2 separate regions of the Homo sapiens genome follow, and region 2 is linked to region 1. A link is an interaction called in ENCODE POLR2A ChIA-PET data of the cell type or tissue named here. Cell type or tissue: IMR-90. All regions are shown on one strand. Links, peaks and the distances in the headings refer to the core of each region. The heading gives the core; the rest is flanking DNA. Region 1 overlaps AKAP13 (A-kinase anchoring protein 13). Region 2 overlaps AKAP13 (A-kinase anchoring protein 13).

The links. Peaks named below come from ENCODE experiments on the same cell type or tissue, not always from the same donor. Only the 100,000 strongest peaks of a DNase experiment are listed, where the experiment ranks them.
Region 2: POLR2A ChIA-PET joins it to region 1 with 5 read pairs; 4 of 35 experiments call an interaction of 5 or more read pairs at or near these places.

What each region holds. Positions count from the first base shown.
Region 1 is chr15:85,617,865-85,620,776 of GRCh38, reverse strand. The region is part of intron 8 of AKAP13 (A-kinase anchoring protein 13); the gene reads right to left. Among named protein-coding and RNA genes, the nearest start is that of LINC02883, 140 kb to the left of the region's middle. RefSeq lists an enhancer at 2,647-2,816. In IMR-90, for the core only: no CTCF peak of the experiment used is centred there; a DNase peak (open chromatin) is centred at 1,506; H3K4me3 peaks cover 1,618 bases; H3K27ac peaks cover 1,995 bases.
Region 2 is chr15:85,419,475-85,422,386 of GRCh38, reverse strand. The region is part of intron 1 of AKAP13 (A-kinase anchoring protein 13); the gene reads right to left. Among named protein-coding and RNA genes, the nearest start is that of AKAP13, 40 kb to the right of the region's middle. In IMR-90, for the core only: no CTCF peak of the experiment used is centred there; a DNase peak (open chromatin) is centred at 1,086.

The DNA of each region.
Region 1 (2,912 bases), core at 203-2,702:
ATACAGCTATCAACAAAGTCAGAAGCTACCTCTGAAAAGCAGTCAAACCAAGCCAAAAGGTCAGCTCTGCCACCTTAATAGATAGGTTTATTGGAAATCCTTCCAAAAGAAATAAATGTTGCCTATCCTTCCCCTAAAGAATTGAACGAGACAGTAGCAGAAAAACAGAAAAGACTCAGACAAAAGACAGAAATACTTAAAAGACAGAGGCAGAGAGACTGACAGAGAAAGAGACCAGGCAGATGGGGGTGGAGTCTGGGGGCGGAGGGGTGACAGAGACAGAAGGACAAACAGAGCAACTTGGAAGGTGAATTTCTCTCTCTGTGATTTTCAACAGTATGAGGTTCTCCCAAGCATAAGAATCCATTTTAATGAAAGTAAAATTACATTTCAACAGTAAGTGGTCCAATGCTGATTACCAAGCACCTATTGCTTCCTGTTCAGATATTCCTTTAAGAGGCTTACATTCACCCCTCATCCTCCACTGTGCACAGATTTCTCGGCCTTTCTCCCAATACAGGAGGGCCAGGGACATGGCTACCGGGTTCAAAGCGCTAAAACAGCCTGCAGAGCTTCAGAATGCATGAGGTGCAGCCCCCCTTACCTTCAGCAATACCACGTCCACAGTCCTGTCCACCTTGGAGATGTCACAGAGGCTGTAGCGCCTCTTGTGCCGTTCATACATTTTGCCCAAATGCAAGAAAGAACAGAGAAAATGCAGGAAGTATATCCACTGTTAACTTGGGGACCAGTGCAAGTCCTTAGTTCCAAATTTCTCACGGTTAGGTGGTGGAGATCTCTGCCTTCCAGACTCCTCTCTATTAAAACTCTCAAAGGGGTCAAAAACAATGAATTAAAAAGAAATCAAGCAGAATCCAATGCCTTGAACTGACTGAGAACTTGCTGATAACTTCAGAGTGCTGGAAAGATGAATGTAGAACTCATAATATAAACAATAAATACCACCTAATGCTATACTTTGTGCAGATCTTGACTGAAAGAGAAGCAAACACCGTTTCCATCACTGGCAATGACTCCAGTAAAAAAATAAAGAATAAACTGGCTAAGCATAACGGCCGATACACGTAGGGAAAAAAACCCAAGAAGGCAATAAAAATCCAGTATATACTTTGCCAGGAAGAGGGAGAGAAAGAAAGGAAGACGACGCTATTTCAAAGCGATGGCATGAAAAAAGTCATTAGATTCTGTTCTTGCTTAAAACAAAAACAAAGACAAAGAAAATCTACTTTTCCTTAAAAAAAAGTAGAAGCTGGGAGATGCTTTTCAAAGTAAAGTCTTTGGAATCTCTCTTGCTCACCAGGCAGTAGGGCTTGGTTTTGATTTAAGTTGAAAATCTCTAAGGACAGCAGAGTAAAAGGGAAAAAAATAAAAGACCACTCCTGCTGTACTCCCTCCCTCCCTCCTTCCCTCCCTAGCCAGCCTCCTCCTCCCTTTTTCCTTCTCTCTCAAGAACGTCACTGCTTGCCCTTTCAGCTCCGCACCCGCAGCCTTGGAGGTTTGAAAACCCAATTGCAGTTGTGGGAACATGATTCATCTACCGAGACGAAGAGAAAAACAAGGCTTCCTTTTCCAACCCGCTTCTTCTTCCTCCTCCTCCTCCTCCCACCCCTATGAAAAAGGCTCTGTCAGGCATTGCAAGATGCAGCTCAGTTCTTTGATGTCAGAGTAGTATGCTAATAAAGGAAGGGGGGTGTTATACTAAACACCACAAGCGTGTACAATGGACTTGTCGTGAGGTACAGAAAATTGAAACTACCCAAAGCATACACTATACCTCCCTGCCAAATGCAAAGCAATGATTTAACACGAGAAAAATGTCAGCCAAATATTGCAGTTATGTCTCTAGGATCGAGACGTGGCTATAAATGTGTCTGATAAAGTTTAAAAATTATCAAGAGTTAAGCTTTATTTTTGGGGAGGGAGAAGGGATGATGGAGTTGATTTAAAGAAAATGAAAAAGAAAAGGAGTGGAACAAAGGAGTTCTGTGTATGTTAATATTTGTTGCGACTAAGTATAGCTGCCTGGCTGGGACTTCTTCAGTGTTTCTATGCACACTAACTGGGTCTTGAATTGTGGGTCTGCTACTTCATTTGCCTGTTTTCTTACTATTCCAGACCCTTCTAGCCCCCCACTCTATCTAACATTCTCAGGGACAGACTTACTTCAGAATGCATTCTCTCACCTGAGACATTCTCTTACTTGGATCATGAATGATTTGGGAGGGAAAAGGATGAGGAACTGAGGGAAGCAAAAAGCAGAAAGGAGTGAAGAAACAAAAGAAAAAGGGATTAAAAAAAAAAAAGGATTTCTCTTTCTAGGAGCTGCTGACATTTTCCTTGAGTTGTCCAGAGTAGTCCTTAGCTAGGCTGTGAAAGCAGTGGCTCAAATACCACAACAGAAGGGGAGAGGAGAGATTTAACACCTACATTTCTGTTGACATTGCAAACAAAGTTGGTGAAAAGGTTTTTCAGGAGCTAAAAAACGGATATAGAAAAAGGGTATAGATGAGTTGCTGTGTCCTCAGGCCAGATATTCAAGTTGCTGACCAGCTTAAAGGAGGGAAATACAGCAAACCCTGCTAAGAAGACTGTAAACGTCTTCCTCAACTTTCTATTAATACACCCCAGCTACATACAGGCTTTATTCTGAAATAAAAGCCATAAGGTTTTATCTCCCTATTCCTCACTGGTTCATCCGAGGAATGAAGGCGGACAACCCCTCCCCTTCTCGTGCCCCAAGTGAGCCTTGGCTCTGTAGTGGTACCAACATGTGCAGTGAAACAGATGTTGCTTTTCATTACAAATGAGGCTACAAAACAGTAGAAACAAGACGATTTGACAGAGATTTAAAAGTTGTAAATAAAATTCTTGCTCAGGCTTATCAAAAGCAT
Region 2 (2,912 bases), core at 116-2,615, 200 kb after region 1:
TTCCCTGCTAACTCTTCCTCATCTTACAGAACATGATCATGTAACCATCATCTCCTTCATGAAACAATCCCCTAATTCTCTCAACTCACTCTAAACTGGGTCAGGTAGCCTTCCTCTCTGCTCTCTAATGCACACCTCAAATCTCGTAACAGCACCCCCATACTGTAATTGTTGGTTTCCTAGTATGTCCTCTCCTACCAACATATAAGCTCTCTAAAGGTCCTAAATACGTACATACCCAGGACCAGACATACTAGTTGGTACATGGTAATTATTCAAATGACTCTGGATAAATCCCTGCCAAGAGAGATCATGATAGAGCCCACCATCATCTGTACTATTCACATCAATGCTCTATTTACAGTAACAAAGACCTTTGGAATGCTGACATATACTGAAGCACCTACTTAAGTGCCAGGCAGTGAGTTTTAGGTACTGGATATATGAGAGATAGAGTATAGACCTCCCTTATGGAGCACGAATGGTGACATTATAAACCAAATTGCAAATGTTCCTTATGCAACATGGTGGAAATGCAGTTAACAATGCATACACACCGAAAAACAGCACATGGGAAAATAAACTTTTAGTAGAAAATGAAAAACAATAATAAGTCTACAAAGTAGAAAGTCCCTTCTGTCGCCTTTCTTGGACCTGTGAAAGATTGTAACTCATTAACAGAGGAGGAAGGGCCTTTGCTTCTTCCAATTATATTATGAAAATCTGGACAAGAGTGAATATTAGAGAGAAGGGCAAAGAAAAAAAAAGATACAAAGTTGAGAGTGTGCACAGGCGCGCGCGCACACGCGCACACACAAACCCATCAAAACATTTGCTACTGTCCTGCAACCTCTCAAATCAAATATTGGGCTTTCATTCTGACAGTGACAGAAATGATCAAATGTTTCCTGCCATTTATTCCACTTCCTGTGCTCTAATTCAAGCCCCTTTAATATCCTTCTCAAAAACGCCAGGAGAGCCAGTGAAGACTTTCTCAATACAGCAAATAACCAGAGAGGGAGAATTATTCAGTTAGGAAGAGTAAGGGAGTAAGAGACCCACTCCAGCTGTTCCACAAGTTCAAATGTGCAGATAAGCTTCCATCTATTTTTAGTTTTTGCCTTGCTCACCCTTTAAGAATGACTAGTGCACCACAAGAACTCTAAAGCAACATTCTCCCTTAATTTATTCTAATTATATGTGCCTTGGACTGTTTTGACACCTGGAGATTTCACAAAATAGTTGCTTGTTTTCTCTGAGACTGTCACCATTTTCTAAAACTTGAGAAACTAGGCATGAAACAAAATCACCGCCTGCATTTCTAAGTCATCATCCATCTATACCTTTGTTTAATAAAAGTCTATATATTGGAAATAGTTCTCAGACCTTCACATAATTCAACTGTCCTAATCTATAACTAGGAATGAACCACACTCCTTAAAATGCAGAATTCCGATTTTTTTTTTAGAGAGACACGGTCTTGCCATGTTGCCCAGTCTGGCCTCAAACTCCTGGACTTAAGCAATCCTCCTACTTCAGCCTGTTAAGTATTCTCATTTTTAATGTAGTCCTTTTAAATTTTTTCCAATGAAAAAGTAATAGCCCACATTTAAGAAAATATTGGGGGAAATTCTCTTTCAATATTTCAGCTTCCTTTCCTTATAATTCCATCCCATTCAGATAATTTCCCTTACATAAAATAGCTAGCTCTTGACCTCCTTCGAAAATGGTCCCCACACTTTTACCCTTAGCAAAATTTTCTGGCATTATTCTCTGGTGAAATAAAGTACTCTTCCTCCTAATCCCAATTAGGGTAAGAGTTTTAAGTATCAACTTTCAATGAGTATTTGTCTTTTCTGTCTCATGGTATGGTCAACTAATTGCTTCATATTGAATAAAAACATAATCAGAATCATACCATACCCTGCATCCATTCTTTTCAAGCAGGAAAGATAAGAAATCAACTCCAAAGATGAATGAACAGACTGGGCTAGGGAAGCCATCAATCCTATCCAAAGTCATGGGCCAGATATCCCAAGAAGCTGTTTTGCAGCTCAGCAGACAAAAGAAGTGACAACAGTCTACGTCTTGAAGCCATCGCTGCTCTATCAGAATACTGTTAAAAGAGTCAGATTAAAAAAAAAAAGGCCGGGCGCGGTGGCTCACGCCTGTAATCCCAGCACTTTGGGAGGCCGAGGCGGGCGGATCACGAGGTCAGGAGATCGAGACCATCCCGGCTAAAGCGGTGAAACCCCGTCTCTACTAAAAATACAAAAAATTAGCCGGGCGTAGTGGCGGGCGCCTGTAGTCCCAGCTACTTGGGAGGCTGAGGCAGGAGAATGGTGTGAACCCGGGAGGCGGAGCTTGCAGTGAGCTGAGATCCCGCCACTGCACTCCAGCCTGGGCAACAGAGCGAGACTCCGTCTCAAAAAAAAAAAAAAAAAAAAAAAACAAGAGTCAGATTCAGACACTTAAGCCTTCTAGAAATGACAGATGAATATGAAAGGTGTGCCTTCTTTCTCTCACCCTCTTCACTCTTTACAGCCTTACAGAGAAAATGAGGTACACAATTTCCCTTCTCTGTGCCCTACTTATCCTTAGATATTGACATTTATCAACAGAATAGATTACATACATATGTTGATTACTGACAAAAGGCATATACTATCTTTCAAGCTTTTTAAAAAAAGCTGTCATTATTTTGAAATGAGACATAAATACTGGTTAACCATCTCTCTACATTCCCTCTCCATCCCCCAACAAAAAAACTCACTAAACTTGGAAAATTTTTTATTCTCCCTCCTCAACCCAAAAACTAGAATACCAAGAATCTTTCACTCTTAAATGATTAGGCAACTATATTTTCATCTATCTTGCAACTAAGCAATCCTATACATAAAAATATCCGGGTC